4 separate regions of the Homo sapiens genome follow, and regions 2, 3 and 4 are each linked to region 1. Evidence: chromatin contacts called from ENCODE Hi-C or POLR2A ChIA-PET data. All regions are on one chromosome and are shown on one strand. The core of a region is the stretch at or near the end of the contact, and the rest is flanking DNA. Distances in the headings are between cores, read along the strand shown.

Region 1 (2,553 bases), core at 19-2,518:
AGGGGGAGTAGTTCTTGGAAGGAGGTAACAGGCTCCTGGTAGGGGGCCTACAATTCCAGGAGTCTATCTGGGTAAAATATAACGTGAGAGGAAAAGGGCATGTTGTCTCTTCAAGCCCACTCTCCAATCCCCTAGTTTAAAAGGGGGTGGGGGGGAAGGGGAGGACGAAAATCCAGAACTTACAACGGTGGCCCGTAGGTATTTTCTCGCCAAGAAAAAGAAAAGAAAGCAAAAGAGGCAGTGGCGGCGAGAAGAGGGCAGGGGTCCGCCCGCGCCGCCAGGTGCACCGGGGCCCGCACCTACCTGCTGGCCGCCGCCGCCGCTGGAGTAGGACTCGGCGTGCGCAGGAGAGCCGCTGCTGCCCCGGGACGAGGTGTCAAAGTTCCCGGGATAATCCTGGTACATGATCCGCGGTGGGGGCCGGAGAGGAAACAGGGTGTTTTTCTTCCCCCGCCCTCGCCGCGGCCGCGCACCGGCTGCTGCGCGCTCGTTCGTCCGCCGGCCGCGCCGCGGGCTCTGGGCTTCGCTCCTGGGTTTCTCCCCCACCGCGGAGGGCGAGGACAGGGAGGCGGCGACACCTCAGGAACAGCGTCCCCCGAGCGTCCCTTACAGCACTTCTTTCCGGCTCTGCGAGCGCCGCGGGACCAGTTGTCCACCCGATCCCTCCCTCTAAAAAGTCGGCGCGTCTCTCGGTCCCTCCCCTGCGCGCGCCCTCCCGCCCCCGCGCGCAGCCGGAGCTCAGCGGGGACCCACGGCCCAATCAAAAATTGGAAATTAAAAAAAAGATTAGGAGCCCAGCGAGCCTGGCCTGCCAGCCCTGGGGACCCCCGATTTCAGACAGGGCCAAAAAGGCGGAAAGAAAAGCTGTCCGCTGGGAGAAACTTCTGTTTCTTCCTTTTAGAAAAGGAGCCGGAGAATAAACTTCCCGTGGCCGACTCGCCGCCCGAGTTTCGGGGCGGCTCGGATACTTGACTAGGAGAAGGCGGCGTGCGCCCGTCCCGCGGCCCCGAGCGCGCCAGGGGGACAGCGGCTCGTGGGGCTCAAGTAGAGCTGGCGCTGAGAGGGACGCGGCCCCGCTCCCCGCTCCGGCGCCCAGACCCGCACCCCTTCCCCGGAGCCCGCTCCCGGACGGGCCCGCCTCGCCCGGCCGCGCCTCTCCCTCTCTCTCTCTCTCTCTCTCCCTCTTTCTGTCCCCGCCGAGCGCCGCTCGTTCGCTCGCTCGCTGGTTCGCTCGGAGCCCTAGCGCTCTGCCCGAGATGAGTCACTACAATGGCACGAGTTCAACTCACACTCTTTATTCTCCAGCCCTGTACCATGTGGATTCACTCACGTCAACCCCAGACTCCACCTTGCAGGGAGGAGCGCACGAGGAGGCGGGGGGAGGAGGCCGCGGAGGAGGAAGAGGCGCGGGAGGGGAGGAGGCGGGCGCAGCTCTCCCCTCCCAGCCCCGGCTCCCGGCCGCGCTGACGCCAACCGCGCACCCCGCGCGAGGAAGCCAGGCGGTGGCACGGGCGGGAGCGGGCGCCACGCACGGTTCGGAGGCGCCGAGGCAGCCCCGGCCCTCCCCAGTCCCCCGCTCACCCCCCGGGCCCAGCGCCCTTGGTCTGTTCCATTGGCGCACGTTGCCAAAGATGGTCATTTGCGTTAGAGGACGCGAGTGCGGGTTTCCTCGCTTTCGGGTGACGTGGAGGGAGAGGGATTCCCTCGCCCGCTCCCGAGTGCGCTGCGGCCTCTCCCCCGCCCTGGGAAGGGGCTCGGGGCGGGGCCCCGAGAGCGGCCGCGCGGGTCTCGCCTCCGGATTTTAGAAAATAATCACAGCCCTGACGGCGAGACGGGCGGTTCGGTGCGGCGCCACCGGGAGGCCGGGAGCCGGGCGCGCAGAGCCGCTCGCAGGGAGGGCGCGGCTGCGCGCGGTCGTAGGCGCCCTCCGCGGCGCCGCCGAGTGCAGCGGGCGCCCCGGGCGCGCAGGGTGCCCGCGCCGCCCTGCGGCCGGGTGTTGGCGGGGCACGGCGCCGGGCGGGGCTGGCCTGCCTATTTTTCCCTCCGTGGCGGTCTGCCTACCGGTTCCCTTTTTGTTTTTTGTTTTTCATGTTTTCGGTCCTACAGTTAATTCGTTAGGAGTAGCCTTGAAGATGAAATTAACCAGTCAAGACATTCCGGCCGCCCTATACGCCGGGCAATTAGGACGCATCTAATAAGAGTAATCGGGCGTTTATAAGCAAACTCCAGACTGTTACGAATTAAAAAAAAAAAAAAAAAGCCAGCGAGAGGGTGTGCCCCAACGTTGTCGTCTTCAGCTGTTTTGGAGCGAAGTTCAGGGCGCGGGTTGCCGGACATTTGGGTCCTCCTCCCTCGCTGGGCGGGGCTGGGAGGGGCGCGGCGCAGGGTACAGAGCACAGACCTTAGAGCAGGAACGCCCGGCTACGCTATTTACGAGCTGTGAGATCTTGGACGAATTCCTTAACCTCTCTGGGCCTCAGTTTCCTCCTATAAAGTGAAGGAGTTTGGAGACATGACCTTAGGCCCTTCTCTGCTCTGGAGCTCCAATCCTTC
Region 2 (2,553 bases), core at 25-2,524, 1.2 Mb after region 1:
AAAAGCAGAGAATCAGACGAGGCCATGTCAGTAGGTCTAGAAGATAATGTCACTGGTTTTGTAGGTAAACTGGCACTCACTGTCACAGAGAAGTATGTGACCCTAGTTTCCAGTCTCTTTCCACTAATTTATGTAGTCCTAAAAAGCACTGCTCCCATCTGACTCTGCTGCTAAAAAAAAACCTTCAATGGATCCTTTACCAAACTAAGCTGACTCTGCTTTGGCTTCAGGTCCCTCCATGCCCACCGGATTTAACTTATCTGCAGGCTTTTTTCTCCTGACTTCTGCATGCCTAACAAGTTGGACAAGGCTGTTCCCTTACACCTCTTTTACTTTTCCTTGATCCATGCCTTCACTACATACAGAATGCTTTCAGCTATACCTGGAGCCTTGATGCCCTTAACAAAGGCGGTAGCTTTTTCCTGAGGCCTCCAACACTCTGTGCCTCCCAAGGCACTTAACAACCCCTAACTACAGTTACTAGTGATCTTAGTCCTTGACTTTACTACTTCAGTGGGTATGTTTTCTGCAGGATGCCCAGCAGGGTGTCAACGTCTCCTACTTCACTAATAGTTAACAATTACTGACTTGAAAAGGAATGTAGAGAAAGCACTGGGTGTGGCTACCTTGCAGAGACCGAACTCATCCATTTCATCTGGGGGGATGCCATAGTTGCCGATCAGAGGATAGGTGAGCACTAAGATCTGTGCCTTGTAGGAGGGATCAGTGAGGGCCTCGGGGTAGCCGACCATGCCGGTTTGAAACACTGCAAGAAAGAAGCAGGGCTGGGCTCCGGTAGGGCACCCTTCGGAACACTCCCCGCGCGATGAGCACGCCCCAGTGGAGGCTGCCTTGGTCGCGAGGGGTTTATGGCGCTGGGGCCCATGGGCACCGAATGGGGGAAGGGGGTACGCTGGCGGGAAAATGGCGGGGTCTGGACGGGGAAGGTTGGGAGGAGAGGCGCATCACAGAGTGGGATAAGGTCTGCAGCCTAACCGGGCTTGCTTACCCACTTCCCCGGCAGTCGACACGGCGGCCCCAAAGGGCTGGCCCCGCAGGACCGACCCGTCCTCCAACACTAGGGCCGCCATGGGAAGGGAGCTCAGAGGCGGGGGCGAGTACGGAGAAGCGGGAAGGACTGCAAACTCCACTGGAACCACGTGAGGACGGCGCGCCGGAGTCGGTCCACGTGGCTAACGGCGCGGGGCGCTGGAGAGAAGCCGGGCGCGGCAGCGTAGGAGCCTCGGGCGCGCTTGGCGGCAGCAGCAGAGACTGCGGCGGCGCGGACACAGGCGGCGTGAGGGGCGGGGCCGGGCACGTAAGGGGCGGGGTCCGCGGAGCCACGGGGAGTGGGCCCCCGTGGTCTCCGCACTGCAAAACCGGGGGAAACCTGAAAAAACCGGCTGCCCTAAAGCAGTCCCTCCCACCCCAAGCAAGAAACACGTAAAGGCAGGGCGCCTTTCCTTAAAAAGAAAGAGAGGAAAAAAAAAGAAAAAAGTGTTTATTATAGGCAACAACACCAATGGGAACTGGTATTTGTCTACACCAAGGGAGTGCAATTTTTCATCTTCCAATGGCGGCCTCAACCTTGAGGCGAATCCACTGGCGAAAGATGCCTTTCTAGGAAGCAGAGCTCCCTGACTGGGCTAAGATAGTTCAGATTGATCTTAGGTCAATGGTAAGACCTATGTAGTTCATGAAGTCTTGGCTTTTCGGCGCTGGGTCGCCCAAAGCAGAATGGAGACGGATAGAGTGGTGGCTCCCAGAATCCCGAAGAACATAAGCAGTGAGAACGAGCCCTGTGAACAACAGACCAAAAAACACCCCCATACAACGTTACACGGAGGGCCACATCCTAACACCTAGTTCTTTCCTAATATACCTATCACTTTGTCTAGGGCAATTCTATAGTTTTCCACCTATAGGAAATTTGTATCAGCTCCTGGTCTTGTGGCTCTCCTTTCTGAGAAGACTTGCTCTATGCATTCCTTGTATCCCTAGTTAGACGGCCTAATTCCTCACCTGGCGCATACACTTGTATCCATGGAAACCATCAGCACAAACACACTGCAAAAGACCTGGACCATCAGGTACACAAGATCCATTCTCAGGACACATTTCTGGAGGCCAGAGAGAAATAGAGAACATCACTTTATCCATTTCATTAGGCATATTTCTCAATTATCTGTTTCAACTTAGATTCTCTCAATCATTGCTAGGATAAAGGAAGAAGAAAGAAAATTACAGATAAAAACAGTAACAATAATGTCAGGCCTCTGAGCCCAAGCTAAGCTATCATATCCCCTGTGACCTGCACGTATACATCCAGATGGTCTGAAGCAACTGAAGATCCACAAAAGAAATGAAAATAGCCTTAACTGATGACATTCCACCATTGTGATTTGTTTCTGCCCCACCCTAACTGATCAATATACTTTGTAATCTCCCTTACCCTTAAGAAGTTTCCTTGTAATCTCTCCCACGCTTAAGAAGGTTCTTTGTAATTCTCCCCACCCTTGAGAATGTACTTTGTAAGATCCATCCCCTGCCCGC
Region 3 (2,553 bases), core at 38-2,537, 1.1 Mb after region 1:
TGTCTGTAAAAGGTCAAGGTCATATAACTAGTAAGTGGTGGTGCTGGGGATTTGAACTCAGTCTAACTTCAGAATATAACTTTACAGCCTACCACATTTGGTCTCCTATTACATTTACTTTTGTCAGTTCACTCCTCTAGCATGCTGTTTTGCAAATAGCATTTTAGTTAAATGTTTGTGACATTGACTTCTCTTGCTTCCTTACTCTGTTTCTCCAGGATTTGTGGCAGGAGTCTCCCTGCCTTAATCATAAAGGAATTGAGTAAATTGGGGGTGGAGCTGGGCAGGTGGAGAGCCTGAAAGAGTGTGCCTCCTGACGTGTGGGCTCCCTGGAGATAAGTAAAGCCTGCCAGCCTGACAAGTCCATTGCCAGGGATATTGTAGACATTTCCAACGCTCTAGAAAGGATATTGCTCTATATTCACAGACTCTTAGAATGTTAGAGCTGGAAGGGGATTAAGAAATCACCTAGCTTACTGGTTTTCAAACATGCAGTTGTGGGCCCCGTTAAAAATGGGTCTTTTGAGAAGTATATACTTGGAAAAAAAAGTTGGAGAAGCAGCTGTAGTAATGCTGCCCCTCTCATCCCCACACACAAACATCTGAAAAATCCCTAGAACTGAGGAGCCGAGTTTGGAAAGTCAATAGTGTAACCTCCCTCATTTTACAGATGCAGAGCCTTAACATCAAGTCTAGTCATGACCAAGGCTGCACAGCCCGTTAGTTTGGGAGCCAATACCTAATGTCTTCTGAGGTTCTAATTCCAATGCTTTCTGTGGAAGAATCATACATACGCAGTATTTCTTAAGTGGCTGTTTGCGGCAAAGCACTGAAATAGTTGCTATGAGGACGACAAATATGAACGACCCCAGTTTTACCCACTCATGAGCTCACAGTTGAGGCCAGTGAAGAACCTAGAGACAAAACACGCACTTAACTATAACTTATAGTTCCCTAACTACGATTGCTGAGACAAGGATCGTAGTTATGGCCAGTTATGCGGGGAGGGTGGGCTGAACAATGAGACTACCGGATTGAGAGAGGCCCGGGTCTCGCGCGGAGAGAAGGGGCAGGAGGAGGCAGAGGGTCGAACTTAGGTGAGAAATATGGCTGGCGGGCCCCACACCAGGGTCCGGCACAGTCCAGCTGGAAAAGGGGTCTCTCACAGAGTGGGTGGCCGAGTTAGGCCGCTCTCCACGGGTATTCATGGCTCGGTCCACCCCCATTCCTGTCCTGGCTGCGTAATCCGAAGGACGCTGGGAGGAAGGGGCGGGACTTGTGGCGGAAGTTCCTAGGCCAGCCTGTCACGTGGGAGGGAGGCTCGGCGCTCAGGTGAGTGGCGGGTGATCTGCGGTCTCTGGCTTAAAGCGTCGCAAGCCATGAGTGCCCACAAGGTGTGTGGTCATCCTATATCCGGGCAGTGACGGGCCCTATTTTCGGTTTGGAGCTGGACTCAGGAAGGTTACAAACTGGTTCCAACCAAGTCTGAATCTGGAGACGGACCAAGCTATCTTTTGAGGCACCCAAGCTCTGGGTAGAAGCCAGAGCAAAGCTGTCCTCATGAGTGTCTCCGTCGGGAACGGAGGCTTCCAGGTGGTCTGGCTTCAGGAATGAGGTTGGGGTGGCTGGTGGCTGCTACCAGGAGTCCATAGCTTCCCACAGCCTTTCTCTCTTCCCCAATTGTCTAAGGCGACTCCTGCGACAGGAAGCTGTCTGGGAAGCATCCTTCATGTGGCCTCTGCCCCTTTAAGTCACATTGGAAGTGGGAAGGGGAAGGGAGTGGGCACAAGGGAATGTCAGGCGGCTTCTTAGTCGTGGAGAGGGACGGTGGGGGTGACCCCCTCTCCTCTTGGCTTGACAGGAAGCATGGCACTCTGGCGGGCATACCAGCGGGCCCTGGCCGCTCACCCGTGGAAAGTACAGGTCCTGACAGCTGGTGAGTGTCCCTCTAGGACTTGAGTGGGACCAGGGCAGACTGATTTGGAAGCCAGAGGCTTGCCCCACTGCACCACCCTCACTTCCTGTTTCTATTCGGCTCTCTTGAAGGGTTGGCTGTCTTTCATCCTACACTGTCCCCAGTCTGTTTTGGAGGGTGGTCCCCAAGGCTGTTTTTAAGGGGTATGCGTAGTTGGCCAAGCTGTGCAGTAGGGTTTTAGGATTTCAAAGTCCTCAAAAAGCTGAACAGTCAGCCCTGAAGGATAAAGGCATTGCCCCAGGAGGCCTCAACTTGGAAAACATTTTACCGTATGCAAAGCACTTTCATATACGTTATGGCATAGGGCCCCCACAAAGGTGTGTGAGCTAGGAGGGTTACTTGAGTCCACATTAGATCACACCTAATAAGTGCTGAATCAAGACTCTTACCCCAGTTTTTCTTGGTATTTTTTATTGTGAAACATACAAAAGAATGATTAAGATGTGTATGTACAGTTTAAATGGCATTAAAACTGAACACTCCTGTGTCAGTAATCAGCTTTGAGACCTCTTGAGTGCCTCTCCGTAATTCACCCAAAATTTCCTGAGTTTTGTTTATATCGTTCATTTGCTTTTGTT
Region 4 (2,553 bases), core at 54-2,553, 1.0 Mb after region 1:
GAGAGAAACTCCGTCCCAAAAAAAGATATCAGGTAACTTGTTCAGGGTTGCACAACTAATTATCAGTGGAGCTCTACTGAGTTAAATAGAGTTTAAGATCTGGTAAGGAAGGAGGAGAAACATTGCATCACAGATACATAACGATAATTGGCACAGCTAAACACACTGAAATGAGCCGAAGAACACAAAAGGAAATCGGTGAATCGTTTGTATAAGCAGGGAAAAGAATTTCAAGTTGCCGCTCAGATGACAGAAGGAATGTGCTTTGACAGCCTGGGTGGAGGTAGTGGGGGGAGGGGTTGGTTTGTCCATGCAGGGGTAAAGGCTACTAGAGCAGTAAGACTGGACAGAAAACCAGAATATAAGAACAGGAAGGAGCAGTTGTTGCGCGGACATTAAGCTTCTTAGGGAGTTCCCGGAAATGTCAGACAAGATAAACCAGGGCCCTACCCTGTGGCAGTGATTAAAGGGGAACTACAGCCTACGGGAACAAGAAGAGCGGGTAAAGGGAGACACTGATGTCCACGTGTAGGGAAGGGCTTGAAGCTGTCTCAAGGCAGGGGTGCTAGTCCCACCTGCTCGTGCAGCCCCAGGAGCTGGCTGTAGCGCACCCGACAGTGCAGGACTCCATTCACGTGAATGTTATAGGCCTGAGGACACAAAAGTAGTCAAGCATTTTAGGGTTGCGGTCTGCGCAACCCCCCTGAGAACCCTGGCCGGAAGTTGCCTGGCAACTCGCCGGAGTAACGCGCTAATCTCCCGAGGGATAGTTCGCTTGTTTTCGCCAGGGCCAAGTCCCAAAGCTGAAGAGCCAGTCCGGGGGAAATTCGGACGCTTGTGTTGCAGTCTCACTGCCCAAGAGGCCAGTGACGCCCACCAGGGCAGCTGCGGCCTAGCTCGGGGAAGCGACCCGGCCTAAGGGCCTACAGGAGCTCGGGCGACCACTGCACGAATCACACACATGAGATAAGCTCCCAGAGAGGCCGTCGGGAGTCGGCGGCCCAGGACCAGGCCCGAAGGGTGGCGGTCAGGCCTCAGAGGCCGCTCCGAGATGGCTCGGGCCCGTTATCCCCGCCCCTGCCCGGCCCGGCTCGGCTCCGGCCGCTCCTCACCACGTAGGCGGAGCCGCCGCTGTCCCCGCTGCGGGACTCGGTTTCGGGAATGGAAAAGTGCATGTTCCCTACGGCACGGCACGGCCGGGCTCCGGACTGTGAGGGCCGCAGCGGCTCTGCACGCTCCCCCTCCGCTGCTCAGCGAGTCCCCGCAGCCTCACTCGCCATTTTGGGAGCCCTGCGATCCGATGTGGGAAGGCGGTGGGACGTCGGTTCTGGGACGCAATCGCCTGGGCATGCTGGGAACTGTAGTCTAAAGGGCAAGAGCCACCTGTCCGGATAGGGAGCCCAAAGTGGAGTTGGCCCTCATTGCAACCCGTAGTGCGGGGCGGGGCCTCGGGGCCCGTCGGAAATTGTAGTCCGATTGGGGCTGCGCGCTTCGCTTCTGCGGCTCAGCCTCCAGCCCAGGTGGCGCTGTGGACCCTGCAGCCGCGGAGCGAGGCAGCGGGGCGGCTCCGTGACCACGGCGGGCGGAGCCTAGGACTGAGGGCGATGGCTGCTGTGGCCGTGGCTGTTCGCGAGGGTGAGTGAAGAGCCGGGCCTGCCTACTGGTACGCGGAGCCGACGAGCTCCGGACAGCTAGTGCCGGGCCTTGAGCGCCTTTGGGCCCCGCCGCTCCGTTCCAGCGCCACGCTGGGCTCCGGTCTACACAGTCTCGAGCGCAGTCCCGCGCCGCGCACCGGCTGGTTGCTGTGAGGAGGGTCGGTGACCCCTCCATTCCTTTGATCCGCCGCGCAGTGCGTCCCCACGCGGATCCCTGGCTCGCCTCGCGCCTGCCGGCGGATCCGTGGTCATGCCAACCCAGCAGCCGGCTGCGCCGAGTACTCGTGCCCCCAAACCCTCCCGGAGTCTCTCTGGCTCACTTTGTGCCCTGTTTTCTGATGCAGACTCGGGATCCGGGATGAAGGCGGAGCTTCCCCCTGGGCCTGGGGTAAGTGAGGCTTCCCTCCCAAGCCGCCTGCCAAGCGCTACGCAGGAGGCTGTGCCAGCTTTATTCCGCCCCAGCTCCCATCCCGTGTCGGTTTATTTCTCAGTAAAGCCAGGAGATTTTACAGAGGTCTTGCAACCCTAGGGATATATGATTCTGTCCCTGGAGGAGAAACGTCAGCCTCTGTGGATGTAAGCTTGCAACAGGTAGCTTGTGGAAGTTAGGAAGAACTAGGGATTTAACCATGTGGAAATCTTGTAAGCATCCAATAGTATTTGTTCCCCTTTGGAATTGTTGGGGAAGAGCAGTATCCTATGTCTGTGTCTCAGGCAGTGGGGAGGGAAATGACCAAAGAAGAAAAGCTGCAGCTTCGGAAGGAAAAGAAACAGCAGAAGAAGAAACGGAAGGAAGAAAAGGGGGCAGAACCAGAGACTGGCTCTGCTGTATCTGCAGCCCAATGTCAAGGTGAGTGAGGGGTCTCTTTTAAAGGGCTGGGGTGTGGAGCTGGTAGAG

What was found. A loop is a pair of places that touch in the nucleus more often than their neighbours do. ChIA-PET counts read pairs that join two places held with the same protein, here RNA polymerase II (POLR2A). Pooled maps may share reads with other maps.
Region 2: a loop to region 1 is called in a map of B cell, with 19 times the contacts of the local background. The contact joins the promoter of CAD here to the promoter of FOSL2 in region 1. A Hi-C loop is called at or near these places in 2 of 168 maps with a recorded cell type or tissue (B cell and CD4-positive, alpha-beta T cell) and 11 of 50 pooled maps.
Region 3: a loop to region 1 is called in a map of B cell, with 18 times the contacts of the local background. The contact joins the promoter of MPV17 here to the promoter of FOSL2 in region 1. A Hi-C loop is called at or near these places in 1 of 168 maps with a recorded cell type or tissue (B cell) and 6 of 50 pooled maps. POLR2A ChIA-PET finds 5 or more read pairs at or near these places in 1 of 52 experiments (HepG2).
Region 4: a map of chondrocyte shows a loop between it and region 1 (4-fold over the local background). The contact joins the promoter of SNX17 here to the promoter of FOSL2 in region 1. A Hi-C loop is called at or near these places in 1 of 168 maps with a recorded cell type or tissue (chondrocyte), 1 of 37 single-sample maps with no recorded cell type and 9 of 50 pooled maps.

Annotation. Positions count from the first base shown.
Region 1 is chr2:28,391,573-28,394,125 of GRCh38, reverse strand. FOSL2 (FOS like 2, AP-1 transcription factor subunit) reads right to left here and starts at 1,268. Exons shown (of 4, transcript NM_005253.4): 1 at 304-1,268. The coding sequence starts at 405. All of the region lies in intron 1 of FOSL2-AS1 (FOSL2 antisense RNA 1), which reads left to right. RefSeq lists enhancers at 1-151, 307-1,238 and silencers at 269-445, 932-2,051.
Region 2 is chr2:27,216,090-27,218,642 of GRCh38, reverse strand. CAD (carbamoyl-phosphate synthetase 2, aspartate transcarbamylase, and dihydroorotase) reads right to left here and starts at 1,274. Exons shown (of 44, transcript NM_004341.5): 1 at 1,010-1,274; 2 at 627-766. The coding sequence starts at 1,091. It overlaps ATRAID (all-trans retinoic acid induced differentiation factor), which reads right to left. Exons shown (of 7, transcript NM_001170795.4): 6 at 2,023-2,120; 7 at 1,486-1,799. The coding sequence ends at 1,695. RefSeq lists a silencer at 1,173-1,402.
Region 3 is chr2:27,321,831-27,324,383 of GRCh38, reverse strand. It overlaps MPV17 (mitochondrial inner membrane protein MPV17), which reads left to right and starts at 1,287. Exons shown (of 8, transcript NM_002437.5): 1 at 1,287-1,332; 2 at 1,862-1,936. The coding sequence starts at 1,867. RefSeq lists enhancers at 478-1,450, 1,573-1,632, 1,683-1,732, 1,743-1,832, 1,843-1,892.
Region 4 is chr2:27,369,366-27,371,918 of GRCh38, reverse strand. SNX17 (sorting nexin 17) reads right to left here and starts at 1,303. Exons shown (of 15, transcript NM_014748.4): 1 at 1,113-1,303; 2 at 576-650. The coding sequence starts at 1,175. It overlaps EIF2B4 (eukaryotic translation initiation factor 2B subunit delta), which reads left to right and starts at 1,581. Exons shown (of 13, transcript NM_001034116.2): 1 at 1,581-1,635; 2 at 2,000-2,043; 3 at 2,370-2,505. The coding sequence starts at 1,605. RefSeq lists enhancers at 921-1,010, 1,231-1,290, 412-1,373, 1,311-1,400, 1,621-1,900 and 1 more.